2 separate regions of the Homo sapiens genome follow, and region 1 is linked to region 2. Evidence: chromatin contacts called from ENCODE Hi-C or POLR2A ChIA-PET data. All regions are on one chromosome and are shown on one strand. Each heading gives the region's core, a stretch centred on a gene start or an enhancer-like site at or near the end of the contact. The rest is flanking DNA. Distances are from core to core; before and after follow the strand shown.

The links. Hi-C counts contacts between places; a loop is a spot of excess contacts on that map. ChIA-PET counts read pairs that join two places held with the same protein, here RNA polymerase II (POLR2A). Pooled maps may share reads with other maps.
Region 1: a loop to region 2 is called in a map of CD4-positive, alpha-beta memory T cell, with 13 times the contacts of the local background. The contact joins the promoter of MKRN2 here to the promoter of EDEM1 in region 2. A Hi-C loop is called at or near these places in 1 of 168 maps with a recorded cell type or tissue (CD4-positive, alpha-beta memory T cell) and 6 of 50 pooled maps. POLR2A ChIA-PET finds 5 or more read pairs at or near these places in 1 of 52 experiments (GM10248).

What each region holds. Positions count from the first base shown.
Region 1 is chr3:12,552,886-12,560,085 of GRCh38, reverse strand. It overlaps MKRN2 (makorin ring finger protein 2), which reads right to left and starts at 2,999. Exons shown (of 8, transcript NM_014160.5): 1 at 2,910-2,999. The coding sequence starts at 2,935. It also overlaps a transcript of MKRN2OS not described here. RefSeq lists enhancers at 2,280-2,339, 2,249-2,772, 3,160-3,219, 3,270-3,379 and a silencer at 2,900-2,989.
Region 2 is chr3:5,183,656-5,190,955 of GRCh38, reverse strand. It overlaps EDEM1 (ER degradation enhancing alpha-mannosidase like protein 1), which reads right to left and starts at 3,249. Exons shown (of 12, transcript NM_014674.3): 1 at 2,642-3,249. The coding sequence starts at 3,150. RefSeq lists silencers at 1,144-1,263, 2,461-2,750, 2,801-2,970, 3,211-3,620 and enhancers at 2,261-2,310, 4,732-4,791.

The DNA.
Region 1 (7,200 bases), core at 1,750-4,249, 7.4 Mb before region 2:
TTACCATCCTCATTTCACAGATGAGGCAGTTGTTGCACAGGTGGTACCAGGATTAGAATCCAGAACTGCCCAACCCTGGGGCTCAAACTCTTCCTACCACCTGCCAGCTGAAAAGATCCCCCATGTTTTGTGACTTTCAAAGAATCAAAAGCCCCCTAGGTTTGACTATCTTAGGACAATGAAATCCTGTGTCTTCTAATAGTGATTATGAGATGCAGGGAAGCTCTATCACAAGAGGAGAAGGTGAAATAAACTGGTTACTAAGCTATAATAAGGGCCTCCCCCAGGGCTCCGAAAACAGACTGGAAGACAGGGAGATGGTTGTGGGGGAGGGGAATCAGCAAAAAGGCACAGATTGAGATTCTGGATAGAGCGGCATGTCAAGGAATCAGAAGAGCTGACTGACAGCATAACTGTACGAGCAGTCATTTTTACCACTCCAGGCAATAAAAACATGGAGTGTCTTTGTCATTAGGTTTGAGACTCCTAGCATTTGATAAGCAACTCTTGGAGATACATAATATCTAACAGATTGGAAGCAAAACTGACATTATTCTGCTGTCATTCAAAATAAACATGTACATCACATCCCACAGTCAGGAAAACAAACCTAAAACTTTGTGACCTGAGATTAAAAAAAACAAAAAAACAAACAAAACCCACAAAAAACCGCACACGCTGCTTAGATCTGGTCCCCAAAATAAATCATACCTTGAACATTTCCTATAAATTATCAATGTCTAGAGACAAGGCTTTTGTTAATGAGATAATAAAGTGAGAAAAGCTTTTGGTAGATAAGCTGGTAGAAAAGTTGATGGTAGATAAACACACTAATGTAAACTTGGTACTCTTGGTCATATTGGTTTTTTCCCACTTAAAACACCTGTTATGTTTTTTATTTGGCAAGGCAGTCATCGGGAGCCCTGACTCCTTTACACCCTTTTGTGAGTAAACTTCTTTGCAGTTTTACATATCCTTGTATGAGTTTCCTTTCATGGGAACACATTAAAAGCTTTGATAAGTCCTGCAATAAATAAATTTTAATTTAGCATTTCAAAACTTATCTGGAGGCCCTACAGTCTATGAGGGCATGAACTTTGATTTCACACCTCTGTCACTTGGAAGCTAAATGACCTTAGGCAAGTCGCTTCAATGCTGAGGCTCAGTTTTACGATCTGTGGAAGAGCGCTGGTTGCTGGATTATACACTACAGTACCTAAGAGCCGCAGCACATTGTAAGTCCCCAACAAACATGACTAAACACTTAAACAGAAGTGATCCCTTCTCAACATTCCAACCCAATCTTCATTTATATGGAGCAACATCCTACAGAACACCCCTGTTTGGGAAACAGAATTAAAGCTTTCAAGTCAAGCTATCTCCAGGTATACAAGGAAAAAACCAAGATGATCCTGATTTAGGTCCTTGTGCCTCTACTAAGGTGTAAAATTTTAGGCAAATTTCAAGTCTTTCTGAGCATAAGATTCCTTATTTGTAAAATAAGATACTACAGAGTTGAGATTCAATTATAAAGCATTATTACATAAATGTGTACTGTTTTGTGGACACTTCTTAGATGAGGTACGGGAATAAATGGTAGAATTAAACCATAGAGCGAGGGGAGGAATACAGAGGTTTTTCTAGGAGGCTACAAGCTGCTTTACAGTGCACAATGACCTAGGAATACTTCCTCCAGCAGGAGAAACTTTATACAAATAAAAATACGTAAACACACACAAACCCGTCTTCACAAAACACCTTCTAGTACAAATAACCTAGTAAAAGTCTTTTTATAGACACTAGGTGCAAATTTCTGACAACAGCTTAACATAAGCCACCTGGGCCTTGGATAAATTGAACAGTAAATGTACACTAATGCTAACAGAAAACTTACTACACAGTCACGTCTCAACTATTCATACCAATGAAGAGAAGTAACAACATAGAAAATAAACTGTTTATTACACAAACTCTATAACTGTTTTTAAGCAATGTTTCCCATAAAAATTATTAAATGAAATTTGCATTTTCCAAGCATACAATTCAATTTGCGTTTTCCAAACATACAATTCAATAGGACTAGACTCCATTACCAGTAAGCCACAAGCTGACCAAGCAATGAGGGTGTTACACAACCACACTATTCTATTTCATAGGAGCAGTCGTAGTGTAGCTATCTGGCTATTTTCTACAATAAACCATCCATTACCGTCGCATTTCTCCTCGTAAATGGCTCTCTCAGTAAGATAAATGAGTGTCAACGTCTTTCGGTCTCAGTTTCCTGCACTGTAAAATGGTAATAATAACTACTAAGTTGTCTTACTGTGAAGTCTGATGATAATGAATATAAAGGACTTGGAAATATGCAGGGCGCTTCGCCGATATTCACAATATGCTACCTGTCGTTATTTTCCACACAACAACTTTTACTTGTTAACTCTCTGCAAGTTTAGATTGCATCTGGATTCTCCAAACTTTGAGGCCCTCATAATCGATTAACAAATTACTCCTATGTGGTATCCCCATTTGTAACCGTCCTCTCGGCGTCCCTTTACTCAACTTCAAATCTTTTCCAGTTAAAGCGTAAGCCCCAGAGCCTTCCCGACAGCGCCCCGGCATCCTGCACGGCCCTGGCTAGGACGTCCTTCCTCCCAGCCCACAGGGGCCACGCTTCAAACTCGGGGCGTAGCCCCCCGCGCTGGCCTCGCCCAGCGTCTCGGCCACGCATCCCCCGGATCCCCGGCTGTGGCGGCAGCGCTCGCTCTGCCTCGCAAAGCCCCGCCGCGAACAGCCGAGTAACTTTCCGAGTCCCGCTCTAGCCTCAGGTTCCCGGACCACAGCACTGGCGCGCACCGGCCCCCCTGCGGCCTGGGGGAGCGGCCCGAAGCTCCTGGCTCCAGCGCACTGACCTGCAAGTGATCTGCTTGGTGCTCATGGTGGCTGGGCTGAGGGACCGTCGTCGTGCCGCCGCCTCTCGCAGCCGCTGCCGCCTCGGCCTTGGCCCTGGCCCGGCCCATCCCGCGTAGCCGCGTCACGCCGGCGCACGCCGGCGCACGCCGCCCCTCCGGTGTGGCACCTTTGTAGCGCCGGCGGGTAACCTAGCCGTCGTCACAATTGGTTCCGCACCGGGGATCGGGCCGGCTGTCCCGGCATCCCTGCTCTCGGTGTCCCGCACTTCCAAGCCTCCGGGGCGGAGCCTGGCTGGCATCTTAGTCCTGCCAGTCTTATCCCGATGCCTACTGTTAGTGCCTGCGATTCTGCCCCGATCGCCAAGAGTATTCCTTAGGGATCTCCCGCCTCCTTCGAGGCACTTCACCACTCCTGGGGAAACTCCAGCCTCTCCTCTTAATCCCGGATGCCCCTATCCATTCATACTCGCACTCACTGGGCACCCTTCTCAGGCCCTGCCTCAACTGTTCCCGCCGGACCTCGCCTCCCACTTAAGGAAATTCCTTAGCTCTCTCCCAACTGCTCTTTCCCCAAATCTCTACTTCCACAAGTTTTAGTCTTCATTTTCTTTCCTGCCAGTCTTGTGCTGCTCGTCTTCCATTTCCTATGGTGGAAACCCCAAAAGTTATTTTTGACACTTCCCTCTAGCTCTCTATACCCTGCAGATTCTGCTCCCACACCTCTGTCCAATGCGTCCTCTTCTGCCCCCTTTCCACCGTCCCTTCTACCTAGCACCATGCGATACCTTTTTTTTTAATTATTATTATTTTATTTTTTATTTTTTTGAGACGGAGTTTCTCTCTTGTTGCCCAGGCTGGAGTGCAGTGGGGCGATCTCGGCTCACTGCAACCTCCGCCTCCCGGGTTCAAGCGATTCTCCTGCCTCTCAGCCTTCCACGTAGCTGGAATTACAGGCGTGCACGCCTGGCCAGCCATGCGATAGCCTTTTAACTGGTCTTCTGGCTTCCGTTCCTGGTAAAAATCTATTTTTAAAACATAAATCGGATCATGTCATTCACCTTTTAATCTTACAATGGTTTCTCATTGCTTAAAAACTCGAGATACATAACATGCACAATATAAGTGCACCAAACACATTCTATGAATTTTTGCACATGCATACACTCATGAAACTACCACCCAGATCAAAATAAAGAATTTTTTGTTTTGTTTTGAGGCAGGGTCTTGCTCTGTCGCCCAGGCTGGAGTGCAGTGGCGCCATCATAGTTCAAGCAGTCCTCTGCCTTAACCTCCCCAGCAGCTGGGAATACAGGTGCGCGACACCATGCTCGACTAAACTTCAAAATGCTGGAGTAAGGAGAGGTTGAGCCGGAAGGATCCTTTGAGCATAGTTCACTGCAGTCGAGGCTGCAGGGGGTGGGTGGGGGCTGGATATTATCGACACCCCAGAAGGGCTTCCTTATGGTCCTTCCCAGGCAATACTTTACAAAGGTCATTGCTTGGGTTCATCTCTATCACTATAAATTAGTTTAACTGTTCTTGACTTTCATATAAATAATAATTCAGTACCTACGCTTTTGTCTGCCTTCTTTTGACCAACATTTTATCTGTGAGATCTTTCCATGTTATGTATGTATAGCTGTATGTTCTTTTTTTACTTTGCTATAAAAATATTGAGTCTTCCAATGAATGAGCATGGTATATACTTCCAATTATTTAGAACTTTTGAAATTTTTCTCAGGAATTTGGAAGTATACTGGAAATTTTGTTTTCAGTGTCTTGAATATTGCATTTTAACTCATAACACATTTGATCCATGCAATTCATGCTCATAAAAATTACACGTCTTTTTTTTTTTTTTTTTTGAGACGGAGTCTTGCTCTGTCACCCAGGCTGGAGTGCAGTGGCATGCTCTTGGCTCACTGCAACCTCCACCTCCCGTGTTCAAGCGATTCTCCTGTCTCAGCCTCCGGAGTAGCTGGGATTATACAGGCGCACGCTGCCACGCCCAGCTGATTTTTTGTGTTTTAGTAGCGACGGGGTTTCACCCTGTTGCCCAGGCTGGTCTCGAACTTCTGAGCTCAGGCAATCCACCCGCCTCGGCCTCCCAAAGTGCTGGGATTACGGGCGAGAGCCACCGCGCCCAGCCCATGCCACTTATTTTTAAAATTCAGCTTATCTCATTCTTTATGGAATACATTCACGATCTGAACGTTATTATGTTCAAATATTTTAAAAGCGTAAAGTGAAAAGTCTCAGTCTCCTGTCAATTTAGTTCCCGCCTCTTCAAAACAAAAAGCAGAAACATTTTTTAAAACCTCAAAACCTGGCCACTGTTATCAAATTTGTATACATCTTTCCAGAATTTCTTTAAATATACACAAGTAAATACATATATATTATTTTCTCCTTTTTGTAGAAAAGATAACATAACGTACTGTTCTGCACAGCGTACATAATCAGTGGAGATTTTTCCATATCAGTACATAGAGCCTCTTCCTCCTTTCGTAGAACTGTATAGTATTCCGTTGTACGACTATGCCATAAGTTATTTCATCAGCCTTGTACTGCTGGTGCCCTTTAGGGTGTCTGTGCAAATAAAACACTGGATCGGGCACATGTTCTCAGGATCTCCTGAGGTCTGTGTCATGGGCAATATATATATATATTTTTATATTTCATATATATTTCATATATTTCATATATATTTATGAAAAAATAATACAACACTGGATCAACGACAGCCAGTGTGCACTTCCACAAGCTGTACCCAACAGCTTGGTTCCTGCCACTGTCATGGTACTTAGCACTTAGACTTTTCCCGAAGGATGCAAGCAGTCTCCACTTGGGGTTCTTCCGGCGTTATCTGGCGCTGGGCACTAAACACCAAGTCCTGCCCCACCCGGGACGTGGAACTCACTTTCCTCACCCCCAGGGAACCCGCGCTGGCAGAGAAGGCAGGGCCACTCGCTCCTGCCCGTAGCAGGGGCGCGTAAAACTGCGTCTGCTTGCTAACCACCAGCTCCCGTTCTCGCCCCTTAGGAAAAGCAACTTTGCTACCAAACACTCGGGAGAAAAAGGCTATCAGATAGAAGCGGGTGAAGAAGCTGAGAAAACAGAAGAGAAGGGTGGCTGCCAGCTCGGGACTCAAAATGGCCATCTGGGCGTAGAGACACAGAGACCCTTTGCGCAGACGTGCGCCGAGGGTCTTGCAAAGCTTTCGTTTTCTTTGTGTGCCGACCTGCCCCTAGAAGCGGTTTTCGATGCTATTTTAAATGATATTCCTAAAATTTCCGAATTGCTTGTTGCTTATATATAGAAATACACTGGATCTTTGTATACTGACTTGGGATTCAGCTCCATGCTAAATTTTGAATTAATTCTAATGGTTTATTTGTAGTTAGTTATCGATTTTCTATACACAATCACGCCATCAGCAAATAATGACAGTTTTGCTTCCTTTTCATCTTTGTATCTTTTATTTCTTTTCCTTGCCTTATTGCATGCACTGTCTACAGCCTTCAGAACAATGTTAAAGAGAAGTAGTAATAGTGTACATCTTATTTTGTTCCTGGATTCAATAAAAATATTTAATATTTTACTTTAAAATTATTTAATATTTTAATTAAAATGTTAGCCCTAGATTTTTTTAGGCTATCCATTGCCAAATTAAGAAAGTTTCTTTCTAGTTTTATTAGCATTTTTACCATGAACACATCTTGACTTTTATCACTTTTTTTTTTGCATGTATTGAGAAACCTATATTGTTTTTCCCTTTTATACTGGTAATGTATTGAATTATACTGATTGATTTTTAATGTTAACCCTACCCAATTGCTCAGGATAAACCCCACATGGCCATGATATATTTTCTATAAATCATCTATTTGTTAAAATTGTGTTTAGAATTTTTGCATCCTTGTGTATGAGAGATATTAGTCTGTAGTGTTCCTTTCTTATAATGTCCATGCCAGGTGCTGGTATCTGGGATATGCTGGTCTCATAAAATGAGTTTGGAAGTCTTTCTTTTCTATCCTCTGGAAAAGTCTGTGTAATATGGGTATTAATTTTTCCCTTAAACATCTGGAAGAATTTACCATGGAAGCCATCTCAGCCTGCAGTTTACTGTGCAGGAAGATTTTTTTTTTTTTTTTTTTTTTGGAGACCGGGTCTCACTTTGTCACCCAGGCTGGAGTGCCGTGGTGTGATCTTGGCTCACTGCAACCTCCACCTCCTGGTTTCAGCCCCTCAAGTAGCTGGGGCTACAGGTGTGCGCCAGGCATGCTCCACC
Region 2 (7,300 bases), core at 2,000-4,499:
TGTGCCAAAATATCTCATGTACCCTATAAATATATACACCTACTGTGTATCCTCAAAAATTAAAAATAAATTTTTTTAAAAAATATTTAAAAAAAAGCAAAGCCTGAGAGGAGTTAAAGGAAGGAGAGTACAAAAAATTAAGTTTTCCACTGTTTGTAAGTGGCAAGTGTGAGGCGTCCATGCAAGGCTTCTTTGGCCTCCTCAAAGACAACAAAGGTTTACCAACCAACGGGCCTACCCAGCTCAGGGCACAACCCTTCCCTAATGCCATCCCCACCTCCTCAATACTTCTAAAACCCTCTTTCCAATAACACATCTGTCTCAAAGCAACCTGACCTTAACTTACGCATAACCAAACCAATGCATAACCAAACCAAAACACTCATCGGCAGCCTTCATCCTGAAATAAAGGCCAACAGCACACATGATACCACAAAGACCAGCAAGTTAAATCAACCACCACCTCACTTTGCTGGGAAGGGATTCTTAAGGTTCTCCAGAAGCGCTTTTAAGGTTCATTAAGAAAAACATTAAAATGTCATCAACTCACTCTCCAAACCGTCATATTCTCAAATGAAAGTGTTATCACAATTCCCCGTTAAACTGTTTTCAACTTCAGTCCACCTGATAAAAGGTAATCTGAGAAACAGTCTGTGAGCAGGAATAAAGGCACTTATTGGAAGTGCTCTCTCCCTTCTTGTAATACCAAGAGCACTAGTGGAAAAGCACAAATTAAGATCCAAAATATGTACACATACTATGATTGCAACTATGTAAAACATGCATAGACATATGGGTAGGAACTAGTGGCAAAAATAAATTTAAAATAGCTGGTGGGATTTTATGATATTTTTCAAACTTTAATGATGTTGATTTAAAAAGAAAAAACATCAAAGCATGATGTAGGCTGACAACAAAAAAAAGACCACAATTAAATGAAGTTTATCCCCCCCCCCAAAAAAAAAACTAAGAAAGAAAATACATTTATAGGTATAAAGTCCCCTCTAGTTAAGTGAGCCAAATAATTCATTCATTTCTTAAAATCTGGAAAGACCATGGCCGGGAGCGGTGGCTCACGCCTGTAATCCCAGCACTTTGGGAGGCCCAGGCGGGTGGATCACGAGGTCAGGAGATGAGACCATCCTGGCTAATACGGTGAAACCCCGTCTCTACTAAAAATACAAAAAATTAGCCGGGCGTGGTGGCACGAGTCTGTAGTCCCAGCTACTCGGGAGGCTGAGGCAGGAGAATCACTTTAACCACAGAGGCGGAGGTTGCAGTGAGCGGAGATCGCGCCACTGCACTCCAGCCTGGGCGACAAAGCGAGACTCCGTCTCAAAAAACAAACAAAAAATCTGGAAAGGCCAAATACTTTTTTTTCAAAATTTAATATTTTTTCTCAAAAAAATTGAGATAGAAAATACACTTATACGTATAAACGCTATGGTTAAGCAAGAAAAACTCATCGGTTTCCTAGAATTTTGAAAAGGCTCAGTCCTTTGAATTTAGCTTGGGATGTCCCCTTGCTTCGGTAGAAATCATGCTCTCAAACTGCAATTTAAAACATAAATGTGTAAATAACCACACCATTTTAAAAACCCAACTCCGTTTAGTCTATAGGCTTCCTTATCAGAACCTAAGGACTGGACTCCACTGCTTTCCTCCAGGTGAAGGAAAATGCTTGCCCCAGACGGTGCCAAGACACTGAGCAAACCAACTCCTCCACTCCCATCCAGGGGAGGGGAGTCAACTATTTGGACTAACAGGGTCTATGGCAATGCACATTCCTTCCCTACAGGTAAGAGGTCCTTAGCTGGGTGTACTGCCCTCTTGGACTTTGATGTCAACAGTGGTGACCCTTGGAGCTCAGCCTTTGCAAACAAGGCTGGTGAACAGGGAAGACTGCCTGACCTTCCCGGACAACCACGCCACCAGAGGCGGGGGATTTATAGACAGATCGTACAGGGCGATGACGTTGACAGTCAATCTGGCATCCAGTGAATTTCACCTCAAGTATCTGGACCCCAAAAGTGGGCCACATAGCTTCCCTCCCCACCACCTAACTATCCTCAGCCTAAGAAGCAGCCCCTGTGAAGGAGAGGCTGTAACCCCGTTCTGCCTCAAACTCAATGGACGGCTTTGGAGAAGTCAACTATAGGCTTTTTACATAGAAAAGACGTGGGTGTGGCAATGTGATAGAGGTGGGGGTGCGAGGTAAAGGCTTGTTCTGAGGCTGCGTTTACACGGGGGGCATGATGGAGATTTCATTTAGAGTTTATGCTCATCCGGAGGAAGGGGTCGGATGGAAGTGGAAAGCCCTCCAAGCCAGCCCTTGGCACTGCCACTGTCCCTTCTGGTCCTGGACCTCAGTATCCTCACGCGTAAGACACTGAGCTGGACAGCAGTTCTGAAGTTTGGAGATTCCGGGAGAATCAGGAGAGGAAGGCCACCGGCCCACCCCGCACCCTCAAGCTCGGGGGTCTTCACAGGGACTCACACGGGACAGGGCGCGGGAGCGCTGCCCGGGACCCTAACGGCCCTGGCGCCCTCGGGGGCCCCGGAGGACAGAGGGCTGCACCCCGGCGCGGAGGGCGGAAGGAAGCGCGTGGGCGCGCGGCCCCGGGCGGCGGGGGCTACTCACGGGTCCCCGCGGTCGGGCCCACGGCCGCGGCAGTGGATGGGGTTGAGCTCGTCCTGGGGGAAGGCGTGAGCCATGTAGTTGTCGTAGCCAAAGACGAACATGCCCCGTGCCAGGTCGCGCATCTGGGCACGCAGCTGCGGAGGGAAGGCGCCGCTGTAGCGCTTCTCGTACTCGTCCGGGCCGCGGCCCCGGCCGCCCAGCACGTAGCCCCAGTTGGCTGGGCCGCACATCCCCGGCCCAGGACGCCGCGGAGCCTTGCGCGGGCTCTGCGCTGCCCCGGTCCCCGGCGGCTGCAGCCACGACGGCCCGGATACCCCCCCAGGCCGGCCCACGGGCCCCGAGGTGGGCGACGCGGGGCCGTCGGGGCTCCTCAGACGCTGGAAGCCGAAGCTGAGCGGAAAGCGCTGGTAGAAGCCCATGCTGGGCCCCAGCCCGAAGACGAGCCACAATACTCCATGGAGGCCAAGCCGGAGGAGCACCAGCCCCAGGACGAGCGCTCGCCATTGCATGGTCGCGCGGGCGCCGCGGGCATTATTTTAAAGCGCGGGGGCCTCCCCGCCGACCACCGCACCCCGCGCTCGCCCCGTAGCCCGGCTCGCTTCCCCTTTAAGGAACTCCCCCGTGACGCACCAGGAACTAGCCCATCGTCCCCAACCCCCAGGCTCTCCGGCGGGCCGGCCAGGCCCCACGGTCGCCCGCCCAGTGGCCCGGGATTGGCCCGGCCTGGGCCCGGCCTCGCGGGGCGCGGCCCAGGACTCCCTCCCACGCAGTAGGCCGCCAGGACGTCCGCGACGCCCCGAGGCCCCGCCCCTCACCCGGGCCCCGCCCCAACTCCCAAGCCCCGCCCCCCTGGGCGGTCCGTAGCCCGATGGGCTGGCGTGGCGAGCAGGAGCCGCGCCGGCCCGCGAGGGAACTTCCAGCCAATGGGAGAGCGGCACGGCAGCGCCCGCCGGACGCTGGACACAGACGTGACCCCAGACCGCCTGGCCTTGGGTGGATCGGGTCTCTGGGCAGAGCGTGTGTCCGGCAGAGCTAGGACCGGAAAAAGCCACTCTAGGTCTAGGTTAGGAGTGATGACAGTTAAAAGATATATAAGGAAAAGAAGGAAAGGATCGTTTCTGTATAAAACGAGCTATTTTTGCATATCGAGCGCATAAGTTTTATAACTTAGGTGTCTGTTTATGGAGAGGGTGGGATACTACCTTTTAGCTCAAGGAGTGCACAAAACGGTATCATGAATTCTGCTCTTTTGATTCAAACACCCAACTTTGAAGAATCGCTCATGGTGCTTGTAAAACACGTATCCCCAGATCCCTCCCTAGACCTATCGAACAACTCCAACGGTCTCGGGAATGTGCGTGTAAGTACTCTTGGACAGTTCTTAGAAACTGGAAGTTTCAGGAAATACAAAGTTATGTTATATTGCTTTTGTCTCGGAAATAGGATTTTTTTAAAAGGGGGGGGCGGGTTGGGGGTGGGAATGAAGGCTCCCACCACCACCAAATTATTTACCAGATATATCTAAACATGTCTTCTCCTGTCCCTCCCATCCTACCATCTCTCCTGTGCACCCGCAATTAGTGACCTAACCTTTGAGGTGTGGGGTAGATTCCCAGTTAAATAACTTTACCCCTCTGTATCTACTTCCTATAATTAAGAAGATTGCAAATGTTAGCTCTAAAGGGCTATGGCTTTCACATAAAGATTCAATGGTTTAGGCGCTTATTTATTTTGCTTGCTGCATTTGGAGTTGGCTGTAAGTTTTGCCCTCCCTAAGTTTAGACCCTATGCCTGTTTCATCAGGGTTTCTGAAAAGCTTGGGAAGCAAGACCTGACTAGACCCCCAAATCTGATATTGGCTGAATGGCCGACCAATGGAGTGCATAAGAAGGTAAGTTGTCATGTGGCACTCTCATCACATTTTCAGGGTAGAGGACTTTCTGAAATACAGAGGAGGTGTAAGGGGAACTAAGAAAACACTTGATTACAGCACATGGTAGCTGGCACATAGGAAGGTCCTTACTGTTGGCTGAGCCTTGTTCTTTCCCAACATTGAGACATCGAGAGCAGCCCAAGCAGCAAAAAGATTACGAAGACAGCTTGAGCCAGGGTCTTTAGACTACACAGCTTCTGCTTTTTCCCCTCTGTGAAGGATGCCTAGGGACTGTGCTGGCAGCCCAGCTCCAGCCCTTGATCCTGAACTTCTGCCTTCCTGGAACTTGCAAACTGAATGTGAATATTCAGTTGCATGTTGCATGTTTCCTTCCGGGGCTACTTTATTGCAAATTTTAACTTAAATTTGACCTGGTTAACTGCAGGCCACATTGAGGACAGCTTCTGTCTTGATGTTAGAGAAAAACTCTTATAAAAATAAATCTTTTAATAACCAGAGAAAACCATCCAACTCCTGAAAGATGCTTTTCATAGTAAAACTGATGGTTTTCAAAACACTTTGACATGTGTGCTTATTTAATCTTCATAGAAAACTGTAAAGCTTATTCCACAAGCCATAATGGAAGAAATCAGGTTGGGGGCTCAATTCTCAGAGCCTGTTGGCTCTAGGCAGAAAGGGAGTTACTACACTTTAGGGCAATTTGCACTTCAAATAGCTGGCCCTTGAGCAGACAGGTCCCTCTGCTCTTTCCAAGCCACCCAAAAGCAATAGTTTTGACATTAGTGCCCTGCAAGGCATAGCCTAGGCATTAGGGTCTAGGTTCAGAAAGTGTTTCCTTCTGGAATGAAACTGAAATGAAAGAAATGGGTTATTTTGTGCTAGTCCTTTCGATTAGGACTCTCCTTAAGCTAAATGTACTGATAAGATTGGGACAACACCCATACCCAATCAGAAAACTCCAGTCTTGAAAATCAACTCTTTAAGATAAACAGTTTGATTTGTGACAGGTTTTCCGGTAATCTCACAAGCGCATCAGGGACTGATAAAAAAGGAAAGGAGGCACTTTTTCAGTGTAAAAATGGCTTTACTCTGGGGAATGCAAAGAGATGACAACTAAGAACTCACATTCAGAAGTCAGGTGTTCAAATCGTAGCTCTGCCCTAAGAGTGACCTTGGGAAGTTACTTTTCTAGGACTTGTTTCCTCATCCATAAAATGGGTGAGTGATGAGGACAATGTTTATCACAGTTGTGATTACATCATATATATATATAAAGTACTTACAACCGTGCTACATAGTGAGACCTATTAATACTTTTCAACTCTGAAACTTTTAAAACTAGCACCCGGCTGGGCGTGGTGGCTCACACCTGTAATCCCAGAACTTTGGGAGGCCAAGGCAGGCAGATCACTTAAGGTCCGGAGTTCAAGACCAACCTGGCCAAAATGATGAAACCCCATCTCTACTAAAAATACAACTACCCGGGCGTGGTGGTGGGCGTCTGTAATCCCAGATACTCAGGAGGCTGAGGCACGAGAATCACTTGAATCCAGGAGGCAGAGGTTGCAGTGAGCTGAGATAGCGCCACCACACTCCATTCTGGGCAAGAGAGTGAGACTGCGTCTCAAAAAAAAAAAAGTATTTCAAAAGCAGAGGTTTTGCAAAGCTGAAGGCCTAAAAAAAAGTATATAATTACAGTTCAAACTTATTTGATGGGCACAAATCCAAGTTTGTCAACATGCTCTGTTAGCAAGATACAGGATACTCGAGAGGCTGAGGCAGGAAGATCCCCTGAGCCAGTAGTTTGAAGCTGCGTTTCCTATGATCGTGGCTGTAAATAGCCAATGCAATTACCTGGGTAACAGTGAGACTTCATCTCTTTTTTAAAAAGGCATAGGGGACTGGGACTGGTAAAAACAAAAACTAGTACTTCCCGTGTGAAGGGTCATTTGGCAATTCCTAGTGTCAGAAAAAAATTACAACAAATTTACTTACAGATCTAACTGGCGTTTATTCATAACTTATGAATGGGGCAGCCTCCATTCTACAAAACAGAATGAAAGCTCCCAATGAGAAACAGCAGAATAGTGGGTTTTGTAAGATGAGAGCAAGGAAACAAAACAATGAAAAATAACTGATTGGTTAACATCGGGTTACTTTTTTTTTAAGGGTTAAAGAAGAAGGGACTTCCTTATTATTCTGATTCAGACAGACTGGGATTTTCTGTTTTCAGGAAAAACTGGTCTGTAAAGTTTCCATGTAACTGTGTGGCACTTAATATATGTAACTACTTTGGTCTGCTAGGACCTAGTGCAGAAACTCAGTCCACAAACAATGACCCCCCATAATTTTGGTTTAACGTTAGCACAAGTCGCCAGGCGCGGTGGCTCACGCCGGTAATCCCAGCACTTTGGGAGGCTGAGGCGGGTGGATCACTTGAGGTCAGAGTTCAAGACTAGCCTGGCCAACATGGTGAAACCCCATCTGCACTAAAACTACAAAAATCAGCTTGGCATAGTGGCACATGCCCGTAGTCCCAGCTACTTGGGAGGCTGAGGTAGGAGAATTGCTTGAACCCAGGAGGCGGACGTTGCAGTGAGTCGAGATTGCGCCACTGAACTCCAGCCTGATGACAGAGCAAGACTATCTCAAAAAGGAAGAAAAGATAGTGAGATTCCCTTCTAGCAGTTCTAACACCAAACCACTGAAACAAATATATGAACTATACATCAAAAATATTCATCATGCACATGCCCATACCATGC